2 separate regions of the Homo sapiens genome follow, and region 2 is linked to region 1. Evidence: read pairs that join two places in POLR2A ChIA-PET (ENCODE). Cell type or tissue: HepG2. All regions are shown on one strand.

The links. ChIA-PET counts read pairs that join two places held together with the same protein. Peaks named below come from ENCODE experiments on the same cell type or tissue, not always from the same donor. Only the 100,000 strongest peaks of a DNase experiment are listed, where the experiment ranks them.
Region 2: POLR2A ChIA-PET joins it to region 1 with 8 read pairs; 1 of 35 experiments calls an interaction of 5 or more read pairs at or near these places.

The regions. Positions count from the first base shown.
Region 1 is chrX:121,006,027-121,014,026 of GRCh38, forward strand. No RefSeq gene overlaps it. Among named protein-coding and RNA genes, the nearest start is that of CT47A1, 24 kb to the left of the region's middle. In HepG2, no CTCF peak of the experiment used is centred here; DNase peaks (open chromatin) are centred at 3,125, 4,405 and 5,415.
Region 2 is chrX:121,240,739-121,248,738 of GRCh38, forward strand. No RefSeq gene overlaps it. Among named protein-coding and RNA genes, the nearest start is that of MIR3672, 130 kb to the right of the region's middle. In HepG2, no CTCF peak of the experiment used is centred here; DNase peaks (open chromatin) are centred at 3,993 and 5,253.

The sequences.
Region 1 (8,000 bases):
TCACCTGAAACATTCATCATTTCTCTATGTTGGGAATATTCAAATCTCTTCTTCTAGGTATTTAGAAATATACAATAAATTATTGTCAACTATAGTCACCCTATTGTGCCACTGATCACCAGAAATTACTCCTTCTATTCAACTGTGTGTTTGTACCTATTAACCAACCCCCCTCATCCCTCCTCTGCTTCCTTGCCTCTGGTAACATTCTACCTTTTACCTCCATGAGATCAACTTTTCTAGCTCCTGTATATGAATGAAAACATGTCATTGAATCATTTTTCTTAATCCACATTGCCAATCTGTGTCTTTTAATTGGTGAGTTTAACTCATTTACATTTAAAGTGATTATTGATATGGAAGGACTCATTTCTGTCATTTTGCTATTTGTTTTCTATATTGCTTATATAACTTCTGTTCTGCAATTTCTCCAATTCTGCCTTCTTTTCTGTATTTTTCCTATTATACCCTTTGATGCCCTCATCATTTCCTTTTGTATATTATTTTAGTTATTTTTTAATTGGTTACTTTGAGAATTGCAATTAAATAGTCAGTGGAGCATACAGATCTGGGGAAAGTCAGGGGTGGAGAAATAAATTTGAGAATAATTGGTGTATACATGGTATTTATATCTGTGGGGCTAGATGAGGTATTTTAAAAAAGAATATAGCCAGAGAAGAGCAGAAAATGCAGTAGCAACCCCTGAGATCTTTAAATAACCTTCCCTTTGATGGATAATTTTGAATTTTCCCCTCAAGTCTTGTGAATAGGCAACATAACTTGTCACTTGTGTATCTTCACTGGTCCTCACTGGTTCTCTCAAGCACTGAGAACTGCTTTTCTGTGTTAGCTGAGTATTAGAATGGGATGAGTCCTATTTTTTCATTTCCGAAGATTTCTTTCAATTTCTTCATTTTCTTGAAAAGTCTTTATTTGCCTATTAATTTCAAGATCATTTTCTTTCCAGCCTCTCACTGATCTCCTTAATTTTTTCCTTGAATATCATTTGTCTAGAAAAAGTGACAAATCCTCTGTTTGCATTTTGTGATTCTTTAGATGGGTCTGATGAGGACAAAGATTTGTGCTAATGAAGTCAAGGATGTGCATGTAAACCACAACACATCTTATTCTTTAGCCACAGCTTGCACTACTGATTTGACCAGCTTCCTCTCAAACGCGTATCTTTAATCACAATGGTTGAGGGAAAGTGGAGATGATTGTTATGGAGAAACAACTCTGCATTTACATTTTGTTGAAGCAAGGCCAGGATTGTTACCTTTATATCTGAATGATGCTACATTCTGACCCTTAAAACATAGTCTCTGTTTGTAGGAGGAAATTGGGTTATGGATAACCATGCCATGCATACACTGAAAGTTTTAAAATATATATAATAATAAAAGCTAATTGAACATAGCTGCCACTTGCTTTTTGCCTGATGTCTAATTCCTGCTATTTACTGTATGCAGTCTGTTTTATCCTTGCCTCTCCCAGCTGATTGTCACCTGAAAAACAGATCTCTCACTGTTTGACTTTTATATCTGAGAATCAGAGAATTGGCAAGTTGATATTCTGAAATCCCCATTAGAAAAAGCAGAATGGGGAAGGTGGGAGGCAGTGCTTGAGAGTGGAGCAGAAGCATTTCCCAACATAGTTGCAATATCATGTGAGCAATGTGGATAACATGACTCCTAAATTTTGAATGGGGCCTTTGGAGAAAACTTAGTCTTCCTTGTACTATTCCCTTCATCCTGCCTTCTGTCTCTGCCAAATTTATAGAAGCTGGAAAACATATTTTCCAAACTAATTGAGTTTCTAATCACCTCACCAGGGCAACCCCATCATTGCCTAGACATACGCTGCATGTAGTCCTTTTGAGAACCCACGTGTTTGTTAAAGAAGTCCACATGAGTTTTCTGTGGGGTTTTAATAGCCTTCACAGAGAAGGAGTTCATATGTTATTATTAGGGTTAGGAGGGGCTCAGGGTTGACCCAGAATCCTTGTTTACTTGAGAAAGAATGGTAAATGACAATACTCATATCAGAGCTTCTTAGTCTGGGTTTTGTTGATGATCTGTGGGGAGTCTGTGAACCTTCATAAATTGAATGCAAAATATGATGTGTATGTGTATTTTTCTCCCCAGGAGACAGCATTCATAGCATTCATCAGGTTTTCAGAAAATTGCATAGCCTCCTTTGTACCTCTGTGAGCCCTTGCCTTTCTTGATTTGTTAGGTAAATCCAAATATTGCTGTATTTACTTTTTAAATTTCATGAAAATACTGTGAAAATAAATAGATTAAAATGAGATTTTAAGAAAAAGAGACATCCTCAATTAGCATTAAAACTCATAACCTGCTTGCTACTCTATCATACTGGTAACTGATGACCAACCTCAACTGTTAAGATAACTGCCAGCCCATGAAATCAACCATATTAAATGGCACACCGTGTCAATTGCAAAAGGGTGCCGCCCTGAGCTAGCTGGTGGCTGGAGACACTCTCACTGCTATTGAGTGATTGGTGTGGCAATGGCTCCAGACCAAATTATGAGGGAGAAATGAAAGAATGAATGTTGCAGTGGTTTACTACCAGGTACTGTGCTACATATTTTTATAAACTAAACTCAACTTTTGTAATCATCTTTTGAGGTAAATATTGATATCCTAATTCTATAGGCCTATAATAGTGAAATGATTTGCTCAAGGTCTTAGTCAAGTGTCAGAGCTGAAACAGAATCCTCATATTTCTGCCATTGCCTGAAGTCTTATAGGAGCCTGGCATCCAGGTATGGAAAGGGCATCCCAAGGGGTGTTTGAGCCAGACTCTGAAGTTTGAGCCTGAGAAGTAATTCACTTCCCACACCTTTAAAAGAAGTGGGTGGTCTGTGCTCTAGGGTGACTCAGTGGCTCCAGCAAGTGCAAGTCCTGTTGCTGGGGAGGCCACTGTTGTGTCCCCTTAAGTAGCTCTAAGTCTTGATTCTGTTTGTATGTCCTCTAAATAACACTGACATTAGCCTACATGGAAACTACCTCCTCAGGATTCTGAAGTGCTATACAAAGAGCTAAGAGAGAGCATTGTCTAAAGTCATATGACAGGACTGGAATTTGTCTGGTGAGCAAAGTTTCACAATCATAACACCCTTTACTCCCACAGCAAACAGAATGTTTTCTTTGTGAAGGAAGCAAGCAAATATTCCATTTTCAGAATAATGATGCTCTTTAAAGGGACAGTGCCGGAAGTTTAGCTCTTGATTTCCTTCTGTGCATTTCATGCTATCAGAGGAGAAAATGCAGGCTTCCAGATGCATATTCTTGAAAGCACTGAAAGGAAAATTTGTGTTTCTATTAGTTGAGCAGATTCATGTGGGCTTTATTAACAATCTAATAAGATGACTTTTCAAAGTGTGGTCCACAGCACCCCTGACATTAGAATCACCTTAGTGCTTATATAAAAGGTAGATTCATGGACTCCACCCTAGACCTACTAACTCAGAATCTCTTGTACTGGGGGGATGGGGCTCAGGAATACGTGTTTTTAGCTACTCCTCTGGAGATTTTTATGTACACTATATGTGTTTTTAGCTACTCCTCTGGAGATTTTTATGTACACTAAAGTCAGAAAATCACTGCATTGGAAGTTCAAACCCCATGATAAACTGAGTTAATTTTGCTATAATGACATTTGGCTAAAATGAATCTACTACTTACATTCTTGGAGAGAAAATCAAGTTAAATACAGCTTTTCTGAAGTGAATTTGCACAAAAAAAGAGTAGAAAAAATGTGGATAGGAGCTTTACTCTCTTCAAGAGCCTGAGACACTCCAGAGGTCATAACTAGTATCATATCTTAAAACAAAAAGAGGCACACTTGAAAAGACTGATATCTGCAACTATATTGGCCTAACTGGGTTGAGGCAGGCACAGATCCAGCTGCAGAGTTTAGGAGGAAGTTCACAGTACATCACGCAGTGCAGGTTAGCCCTAAACATGCAAACAGACGGTATGTCAGAGTCTAGGCCAGTAGTTTACTGTGTGTGAGTGTACATGCATGTGCGTTTCTATGTCTGTGAGATGGATTGAGGCAATTGCAATGACAAATTAGTAGTAAAGAATACAGTAAAGTCTCTCTTATATGATCAGGACTAGAGTTAACTAATCAAAAAATCAATTACATCAGGGAATTGTAAATACATATATTTAAATATCTAATTTTAACTTAAAACATTCATTTGAAAGTTTTATATACTATTTATTCTCTATCAAATACAATGCCCCCAAATATCCTGATATTAGCCATACTTCTTGTCTTCTGTCTGAAGTTGTGACTCTTCAACTGCCCCAATGGTACTGAACCCCACCGCTAGAATGACTCATATGATCGAGTATGAAAGAACAGTTTTGTTTGCAGTCCGGAGCCAAGCTTCTGTGGGGAGTTCTAGATGATAATTCTAACTAGGACAAGTGTGGGCCCTCTGTTCCCCAGAGAGGAAACAGTGTATCCATGGAGAAAGCTAATGACAAATTCCTTACCTTTTTTTGGAATACAAAGGGATAAATTTCTTTCTAATTTATCTATGATGATACACGTATATAAAAGAACAGGCAAACAAGTAAGCAAGTGAGCAGGCAGTGTTTCCAAATTAAGGGGCTTTAATCAGGAAACCACCACATGTTAGTCATTTCACTTAATGAAACTCAGTAACCTTCAACTACCTTTTTATTTATTTAACAATTTTTATATTTAATTTTTGTGGGTGAGCAGTAGGTGTGTATATTTATAAGGTACACAAGATATTTTGATGCAGGCATAGAGTGTGTAATATTCACATCAGGGTAAATGGGGTATCCATCACCTCAAGCATTTATCCTTTCTTTGTGTTACAAGCAATCCAATTACACTCTTAGTAATTTTAAAATGTACAATTAAGTTATTATTGACTATAGTCACCCTGTTGTGCTATCAAATAGTATGTCATTCATTCTTTCTATTTTTTTGGTACTCATTAACTACTCTTACCTCCACCCCAGCCTCCTATTACCCTTCCCAGCCTCTGGTAACCATTGTTCTACTCTCTATCTCCATGAGTTCAATTGTTTTCATTTTTAGCTTCCACAAACAGGTGAGAACATGTGAAGTCTGTCTTTCTCTGCATGGCTCATGTCACTTAACAAAATAGTCTCCAGTTCCATCCATGCTATTGTGAGGGAGGAGAAAGGAAAACAAACAAACAAACAACAACAACAACAACAAAAAACAGACAGTTAAGGCAGGTCCTTGGTAGAATTCTTTTAAACAGAGAAACAGCTTGAAAAATAAAGCTGCAGCTGCACAGATAAGAGAGCAAGTCCCAACATAGAAACGCCTTTGTTCTTTGTGTAATCAGCGGGCACCCAGGAAAAAGTTTCCTCCCCTTCTACGGACATGTACATGGTGGGTTCCGCACAAATTTGCACGGGTAGCGGGAGGCTTGCCTGAGAAATGCCTGTGACCGCATAGGTAAGGGCAGTCACACAGGCAGCTACACAGACAGGGGAACTTTCTAATAAAAGCTTTTGTGTTCAACTGTAAAACAGCAACCCTCTTGGACCCCCTCTCTGCTGTGGAGAGCTTTCCTCTTTTGCTTATTAAACTTTCACTCCAACCTCACTGTTGGTGTATATGCTCCTTGTTTTTCTTGGTCATGACACAAAGAACTCTGGATAACACCTCAGACAGTGAGGCTGCTTCAATTGCAAATGACAAGATCTCATTCTTTTTATGGATGAGTAGTACATATATACTCTATATTTGTAGTATATATACACGTGTGTGTGTGTGTATCTATATACATATCACATTTTCTTTATCCATTCATCTGTTGATGGGCACTTAGGTTGCTTCCAAATCTTGGCAATTGTGAATAGTGCTGTGATAGACATGGAAGTGCAGATATCACTTAGATGTACTGACTTCATTTCTTTTGGGTACATACTTAGCAGTGGGATTACTGGATTATATGGTAGATCTATTTTTAGTTTTTGAAGAAACTGTTCTCCACAGTGGTTGTACTAATTTACATTCTCACCAAGAATGTAGGAGGGTTCCCTTTTCTCCAGATTCTCACCAGAATTTGTTATTGCCTGTCTTTTGGATAAAAGCCATTTTAACTGGGATGAGATGATATCTCATCATAGTTTTGATTTGCATTTCTCTGATGATCAATGATGTCGAGCACCTTTTCATATGCCTGTTTGCCATTTGTATGTCTTCTTTTGAGAAATGTCTATTCAAATCTTTTGCCCATTTGAAAATTAGATTTTTAGATTTTTTTTCTGTAGAGTTGTTTGAGCTTCTTATATATTCTGATTATTCATCCCTTGTCACCTGGATAGCTTGCAAATATTTGTGATCCCATTTATCTATTTTTGCTTTGGTTGCCTGTGCTTTTGGGGTACTACTCTACTCAACAAATCTTTGCCCAGTCTAATGTTCTGAACCTTTCTGCCATGTTTTCTTTTATTAGTTTTGTAAATTAAGGTCTTAGATTTATGTTTTTAATCCATTTTGATTTATTTTTGTATATGGCAAGAAACAAAGGTCTAGTTTCATCCTTCTGCATATGGATACCCAGTTTTCCCAGCACCATTTATTGAAGGGACTGTCTTCTCCCCAATGTATGTTCTTGGCACCTTTGTTGAAAATGAGTTCAGTGTAGGTGTATGGATTTGTTTCTAGGTTCTCTATTCTGTTCCATTGGTCTATGTGTCTATTTTTGTGCCACTACCATGCTGTTTTTGTTACTATAGCTCTGTTTAATGCCTCTTGAGTTCAAGTGACTCTCCTGCCTCAGCCTCCAGATTAGCTGGGATTACAGGCATGCGCCACAATGCCGGGCTAATTTTTTTTTTCTTCTTTTTAGTAGAGACGGGGTTTCTCCATGTTGGTCAGGCTGGTCCCGACCTCAGGTGATCTGCCCACTTCAGCCTCCCAAATGCTGAGATTAAGGCGTGAGCCCCTGCGTCTGGCCCTAATTATTAAATATCTTTAGGTAGTCTTCTTTGGGCTGAATCTGCTTGGTGTTCCATAACATTCTTGTACTTGAATATTGATGTCTTACTCTAGGTTTGGGAACTTCACTGTTATTATCCCTTTGAATAAACTTTCTACCCCTATCTTTCTCTCTACCTCCTCTTTATGTCCAATAACTCTTAGAGTTGCTGTTTTCAATCTATTTTCTGGATCTTGCAGGTGTGCTTCATTCTTTTTTTTTTGTCTCCTCTGAATGTATTTTCAAATAGCTTGTCTTCAAGCCCACTAATTCTTTCTTCTTCTTGATGAGTTCTGTTTTTGTGACTCTGATGCATTCTTCAGTATGTCAGTTGCATTTCTCAACTCGAGAATTTGTTTGATTCTTTTAAATTTTTTCAGTCTGTTTGTTAAATTTAACTGATAGGTTCCTCAATTACTACTCTGTATTATCTTGAATTTCTTTGAGTTTCCTCAAAACGGCTATTTCAAATTATCTGTCTGAAATGTTATGTATCTCTGTCTCTCCATGATTGGTCTCTGGTGACTTATTTTGTTCATTTTGTAAGGTCATGTTTTCCTGGATGGTCTTGATGCATGTGGATGTTTGTTAGTGTTTGGGCACTGAAGATTTACCTATTGATTTTAATCTTCATGACAAGTCTAGGCTTGTTTGTACCTATCCTTCTTAGGAAGACTTTCCAGGTACTGAAATGGACTTTGGTGGTTGTAATATACATTTCTGGTCTCTGCAGCTGGAACTGTATTGGGAGCTATCTCAAGCTCAGCAATGCTGTGGCTCTTGTAGACTCACAGGTGTACCCACCTTTGTGGTCTTGGATAAGATTTGGAAGAATTCTCTGGGTTACCAGCCAGAGACTCTTGTTCTCTTCCCTTATTTCTCCCAGATTTTCTCTCTCTGTGCTGCACTGCCTGGAGCTGTGGATGGGGTGACACAAGCACCCCTGTGGCCACCACCACTGGGACTATGG
Region 2 (8,000 bases), 230 kb after region 1:
AAGCTGTTTAGTCAAGGAATGAGGTCAAGATCACTTCACTAGTTAGCAGATAAAGCAGAACCAGATTCCTGAGAGAATGTATCATCATGGTTACTTTGATAATATGGTACTTACTGTGTTCCAAACACCGTTAGCAGCTCTTTACAAATATTAAATCATTTAATATTTATAACACTCTTATGAGGCAGGTATTATTCTTTTCCGCCCAATTTTACAGATAAGAAAACTGAGTCACAGAGAATAAGTAATTTTCCCATTGACACATAACTACTAAATGGGTTTTTAACTTAAGTCATAGTTTCTTAGAAATTTTTGGAAGGAATAAAATTATTCATGTGAAGTTCTTAGAACAGGCTTCAGATAAGTGTAAGATATTATCGTGGTTACTTTTACTACATGTCGTAGTGGAAAGAAAATAGATTTTGAAGTCAGACACCTGAGTTCCAATTCAGGCTCTGCCACTAATTGGTTGTAGTCTCTCAGAGTCTCAGTTTCCTCATTTGCGAAATGACTATGATAATATTTTATAGGGCATTATGGAGATGAAATGAGATAATCTGTGTAAAGTATCTAATGTGTAAAGTATCTAATGCAATGTCTTGTACACAGAAGATGCTGTATTAGTTTCCTATTGCAGTTATAACAAATTACCACAAAGTTAGTGGCCAAAACAACACAAATTAGTTATTTTATAGTTCTGGAAATCAGAAGTCCGAAGCGAGTCTTACGGGGCCAAAAACAGAGTGTCAGCATGCCTGGTTCCTTCTGGAAGCTCAAGAAAAGAAACCATTCCTTGTCTCTTCCAACTTCTTGTGGCTGTTTATATTCCTTTCCTTGTCTCCTTATCATTCCAATCAATGCTTCCATCATCATATTGCTTCCTTCTCGTCTTTCTGGTAATACCTTCTTTTGCCTCCTTCTAATAGGGATATTTGTGATTGCATTTGGGTTCAATTGAATAATCCAGCCCAATTTTTACATTTCAAGATATTTAACTTAATGACATCTGCAAAGTCCCTTTTGCCATATAAGGCAACATCTTCCCAGGTTTCACAGGACTTGGAGATCATTGGGAGACCATTATTCAGCCTACCACAGATGCTGATTTGGTTTGGCTCTGTGTCCTCGCCCAAGTCTCATCTTGAATTGTATTCTCATAATTCCCATGTGTTCTGGGAGTGACCCAGTGGGAAATAATTGAATCATGCAGGTGGTTTCCTCTATACAGTTCTAGTGGTAGTCAATACGTCTCTTGAGATCTGATGGTTTTATAAGGGGTTTCTGCTTTTGTTTCTGCCTCATTCTCTCTTACTGCCACCATGTAAGAAGTGCCTTTTTTCTTCTACAATGGTTGTGAGGCCTCTCCAGCCACATGCAACTGTAAGTCCACTAAACCTATCTTTCTTTACAGTCTCATGTGTGTCTTTATCAGAAGTGTGAAAATGGACTAATACAGATGCTTAATCTTCGTACTGTTGGAACCCAGTTCTTCTCAATACAGGGATACATTCTTTACATTTCACTTCTTCATATCAACTTTGCATGGGCACTATTTATAAAGAATTTAAAAACAATAATGAAATGAAAAGTCAGTCTGCATCTTAATATCCCTGTACAGCAAAAATTATAAACAACATTAATGATGAAATATTCCTCCCTGCCAGGCAGACCTCTCTCACTGCATTCCCTACCTGCCTCCCACTCCCATTTGTACATCACTATTTAGGAACGACTGTGAAGTCATGGGATTCAGAGTTATTTGGGTATAGTGCTATCTTCTCTCCTCTACTTACTCCACCATCATTAATTCCTGGACTCAAGTTTCCTTTTATAACTTAATAACACTTATCCAAGGGCCCTGAAGGCTACTTTGAGGCTAACAGGCGTGTGTTATGGATATTTTCTTCTACTATGTTAGAAAGCAATCTCCTATTTTCTTTAGAAATGTTCTCACAAGTAAGAGGTTTGTTTGGTGGATGGATTCATAGCTTCCCATAGCCTTTAATTTAGAATAAAAGAAATTATTCTTTATTGCCAGGAAATCAGGCAGAGATTACCTGGTGGGAGGGTACATAAATTACTGTTAGGACAAACAGAAAATGAAGATATAATTAGAAGATGAAGGAAAGATGCAAAGAAGGGCTTATGTGATCCATCTGTGATCTGTGCACCTACAGCTGAAATTCAGGTTATAAAGGGAGATATAGAACTAGAGATTGAGAGCTGGGAGAGATCTCACAGACCATTCATAATAAAGCTATCGTTTTTACATCAGAGAACTTGAGGCCCAGAAGGAGAAAGATCTGTCCAAGCTCCTGCAATAAGCCAGGGATAGAAATGTCTTTTCTTATGTTTTAAGAGGCAGATATTCTTGGTATGAGACTGCTCCCCTCCTCCACCCATTTTTCTCTCTTTCTTACCCTTGTCCTTGAATTGATTTTAAAATGTTATTCTCTGGGTATATAAATGCCATATTACCTTATTTGGCTATCCATTGGCATTCTCTCTATTGAGTCAGAGACTACGTAATAGAAGGAGTTACATTGTTATTCATAACATAATTTGTAGCAACTTGTCTCAGTTGATTGGAACAAATCATTATCTACATGCAAATAGACTTTGGGGGCCAGAATTGTGGCTCAACACTCACTGAGGGCTAGGTAGTTTGAACCTGTTACAGGGTCTCAGACCATATCCCTATCTTGGACATTCTTTTGAAGAAAGCCTTTAATTGACTTAATTAGACAGGGTAAATATGTATAAATCCATTCCTGCACTTGGGAGGACAATTGGGTGTTTACATTAGGTTGCTGATGGCCTCTTAGTTCTAGCTGTGGAGATGAAGGAAGATTGTCAGTATCCTGGGGACATATTAATATTAGCATCTGACATACTGCTGGATGTTTCCATTGCTTAACCACCTAATCCTTGTAGATAATCCAGGTTCCTGAGTATATGGTTATACCATAGCAAAATAGTTACCATTGTGCTCACTGTGCTCAACAAGGCTGGTCTGAGGTATGTGGTCTGGGAGGTAGCAGTATGAGTAGGTTGCTGGCAGCTCCAGATTTACAGTCTGGCTCTGGATCTATATCTTCTCCCATGTTGTTCATTCCACATCTATCTTACAAAAACCAATCGATGCCTAATTCTTAACCCTTGTTTACCTACTTCTTTTGCCTGATTTCTTGGCCCTTTATTGCCTTGCCTCTAGGCCCAGTGTTTTGGCGGCTGAGGCCTGACTTCGCAAGCTTTCAAGCCTGTGGGTCTCCTGGTCTTCCACACTTGAATGAGAGCCACTCTGCTGATATGTTTTCTGCTTATATATTTTATAGACTGAGCTGCTATGTAAGATTGTTTTTTCAGACTGGGGAGGAGGGAGAGTGCATGTTTCACTGTCAAAGACCATTTTGAATATCACTGGCCTATATGGTGTGTAAGGGATCTTATCTGATTCTGTTTTAGGTATGTAGTAGAGCCCCAAATGTTAGCATATTTAATATTTTTGGGGCGGTCCTTTTGCTAAGATCCTCCATATCAGACTTAGGGGATCAATTTCTGGCAGCATTTGGGAATAATAAAGGTATTGTTCCTTGAGGGCCTGTAGAGACACATTTCAAGCATTTTCACATTATTTTGTTGCAGAGCTTTTAAAAGTATCCTGAGTTAGGACGGCACAGAATGTTTACATTAGGCAAAAACCAGTAGTAAGATTAGGTGCATTTGTGAAAGCCAAGCCATTCAACATGCTGGCTGTTTTTATTTACAAGTCACAAAATGGCATTAATACACAGAAGGTTGATAATAGTGGTGTCAGAAATGATCACAGAACCTAACAATCAAATGACAATAAGAACATTAAAGTTCATGAGCTAGTGGAGGTTGAATACATTGAAAGCTTACTCTGTTTAAAGAGGGATATTAGGTATAATCATTTTGCTCTTTAAAAATCAATAGTCTAAATACCACAAGTTTCACAGTCTGTTTGCTTGGGTGGAGTCAGTGGAAATTGAACACAATTCTCGGAAATGCTTTTAGTAGGTGATAGTTGGTGTAGGAGGGAAAATTGTGGTGGGAAAATGTCAGAGGGAAAAAAAGATGTTTTTAAAGGCTTTATAAGTAATTCACTCTTAAAAGAAATTTGCATTTTATAAAACATCTTCACCAATACATGACATGATATGCTACATCTACTTTATAGATCAACTCTGTATTATTTTGGTCAATGAGCTAGTTGGAGCGGGTGAAATGCAGTCAAAGCAAGGAAATTAAATTATTTAGGTGTCTGACTTTATATTGCAATTTCAAAAGTGATTTCACCCTTAAATCTTTGTAGAAGTCAGAGATGTTCTCTAAAAATTTGTATTGCTGATTTTCAAAATGACAAAGCTTTGGAGGCAAAGATACTAAGTGGCACTGATTGAAACATTTGGAGACTATTGTATTCATTTAAAAGTTTGAATAATAGAGTTTTTTTAATTGAAATTCTATCACTTTTAAGTATACTTAATGGTACTGTTTATTCTTTCACTTATTTAACAGATTTTTGCATCTACATGCCAGACACTTTTCTAAATGCTAGGGATATAGCAGTGAACAAAACAGAGAAAATCTTCTATCAGGCTTATATTCTAGTGAAGGGAGACAGACAAAAACAAATAATTGAAATATGAAATACAATGTAAAATTATAAATATTAAACAAATTTAGCTTAATAGGGATCCCTAGAGGAGCTGCCTTAGTAAGTAGCTAATGATCTATAATTTTCATAATCATTTGCATATGTGTTATTGGTGAACAACGGACTGTTTCTAATAGTTGGTGGTTAAGAAATATAAATATGCACTTTGAAATTTTTTCTATGTTAATTTGCATACCAAACTTCTTTTTCAAATGATCAGATTTTCACATTATTATGGTTTGAATTAATGAGGTTCTCTTACAGACCAGTCTATAGAATTTATATTTGTCTTTTGTTTCACAGTATATTAAGGAGAAATTTTAACTCTCGATCTTGGCATTAGATCAAAGGTGAAATCTTTAAAACATGTAAATAGTTTCTTCAGTTTGCTAAACAAAAAACAAAAGCAAATGTAATTTAGAGAAGGCTTTAGAAGATACATATTAGTACTGAGATTAGAAGAGACAAAAATCAATTGCTTCTGTTGACTTTTAATCAAAGGCCAGAAGAGAATAGTCTTCTTTATGTACAAATAAACCTTTCAAGTCTTTCTTCTGAAGTCTCTTTGTTTATCCCATAGCCACTGACTGAGCATGCACTATCTGCAAAGCACTGTGCCAGAGAAGTGTGTGTGTGTATGTGTGTGTGTGTGTGTGTGTGTGAGAGAGAGAGAGAGAAAGAGAGATTAAGAGGGCAAGAGAAGGGACTGAATGAAGGAGGAAAGGAATAAAGTGTGTGTGAGTTGAAACAGTTTTCAGTATAGAGGAATGCGTAGGTAAATAGGATAAAAATATTAAAATGGGTTCCCTGTAAAAAAAATTTAAAATAAAGTTTTATGTGGGTTCAAGGAAGAGAGTTGTTATTTCTGCCTGGAAGGACTGGAGAAAGTTTCATACAGGAAGATGTCTGGATTTGCTTATCTTTTCTTTGATATCATATTAAGTTGAGACTAGGGACTTGTTTATGATAATTTGATAAATACTAAAATGTCCACCTGCAAAAAAATTTATCCCTTCTTGACCCTGCTATAGGGCTCTAAATTCCCATTGTTACCTGATTCTTTGGAAGCTAGTTATAGCCCAATTGTGGTTAGATCAATGGGAATAGCATTTAAAACTATTTGGCCCCCATTAATGCCTTAGTTGGGATTTGTTTCTCAAATAAACCATGAAGAAAAGTTTTTTGAGGGAATAGGAGACAGAACTTGGAGGTTCTACTTGTCAGGGTGGTGGAAAAAGGGGGTCAGGAATGGTCTAGAATGGTAGGCTAGAAGAAGGGTCTTGGCCCGGGTAGGCAGATGGCTGCATGCGTTTTCTGGGTACTTGTTGCTGAGGAATACAGAAAGACAAAAGGCAAACTTAGAACTTTACCTGAACACCCAATCCCCTTCCAATGTTCTCTATCTCAGTGAATGTCAACTTAATCCATCCACTCATGCAACCGAACAGCTGGTGGTAGCTACAGGCTGGAACCTGACGTGCCCTTTTCTTTCTTTCTCTACTCAGCCATGAAGGAGACACTGGTTAGAAGCTTAAGACATGGCTGAAAACAGCTGAAGTCTCTTTTTTAATATATTGTTATGGCAGCTAAAAGTCAATATTGCATGCAAGAAAATTGTAGAATGAAGATTCTTTATGAGTGTCGTTTTACAGCTCCATATTACTGTGGTAAACCTCAGAAACACTCATTGGCTCCAGAAAGTTTTTGATTCTAAGAGAGATTCAGGGTATCCTAAGCATCATTTTTTACTTCTCTCTCAAAGGGAATCAAGACTGTTTTAAGAAATGATGATGGTCATTTACGTTTTATGAAGCAAAATGTTTTTATTATTATTATTATGCTAAATTTTTGTGAGTACATAGTAGTTATATATATTTACGGGGTGCATGAGATATTTTGATATAAGCATGCAATGTGAAATAAGCACATCATGGAGAATGGGCTGTCTATCTCATCAAGTGTTTATCCTTTGAGTTACAAACAATGCAAATGCATTCTTTATTTTAAAATACACAATTAAGTTATTATTGACTATATTCACCCTACTGTGCTATCAATTGTAGGTCTTATTCATTCTTTCTAACTATTATTTTGTACCCATTAACTATCCCCATCTCCCTCCCCAGCCTTCCACTACCCTTCCCAGCCTCTGGTAACCATCCTTCCACTCTCTATATCCATAAGTTCAACTCTTTCAATTTTTATTAGAACTGATAAACAAATTTAGTAAAATTGCAGGATACAAAAAGCAACATACAAAAATTAGTAGAATTTCTATGTACCAACAGTGAACAGTGTGATAAATAAAAATATAATTCCATTTACAGTAGCCACATATGAAATTAAATACCTAAGAAATAACCAAATAAGTGAAAGATCTCTACAATGAAAACTATAAAACATTGATGAAGGAGTTGGAAGAGGACACTAAAAACATTTTCTCTATTCTGTTCCACTGATCTATGTACCTGGTTTTATGCCAGTACCATGCTGTTTTGGTTACAATAGCACTGTAGTATAATGTGAAGTCAGGTATTGTAAAAAGTCAGTTTTGTTCTTTTTGCTTAGGGTAGCTTTGGCTGTTCTGAGGTTTTGTGGTTCCATATACATTTTAGAATTGTTTTTTCCATTTTTGTGAATGTCATTGGTATTTTGATAAGGATTGCATTGAATCCGTAGATCGCTTTGTGTAGTATGAACGTTTTAACAGTATTGATTTTTCTAATCCGTGAACATGGAATATTTTTCCATTTTTGGTGTCCTCTTCAATTTCCTTTATCAGTGTTTTATAGTTTTTATTATAGATAGCTTTCACTTCCTTGGTTAATTGCTAGGTATTTATTTTATGTGTGGCTATTGTAAATGGGATTGCTGCTTTTGATTTATTTTTCAGATTGTTCACTGTTGGCATATAGAAATGCTACTGAGTTTTGTATGTTCATTTTGTATCCTACGACTTTATTGAATTTGTTTATTAGTTCTAATAGTTGTCATGTGTAGTCTTTAGGTTTTTCCAAATATAAGATTATATCATTAGCAAACAAGGATAATTTGACTTCTTCCTTTTCAATTTGGATGCCCTTTATATCTTTCTCTTGTCTGACTGCTGAGGCTAGGACTTCCAGTACTATGTTGAGTATCAGTGGTGAAAGTGGGCATTGTTGTAGATCTTAGAGGAAAGGCTTTCAGTTTTTCCCCATTTAGTATGATACTGGGTGTGGGTCTGTCATATATGGCTTTTATTTTGTTGAGGTATGTTCCTTCTTTCCCCAGGTTTTTGAGTGTGTTTACTATGAAGCCATGTTGAACTTTATCACAT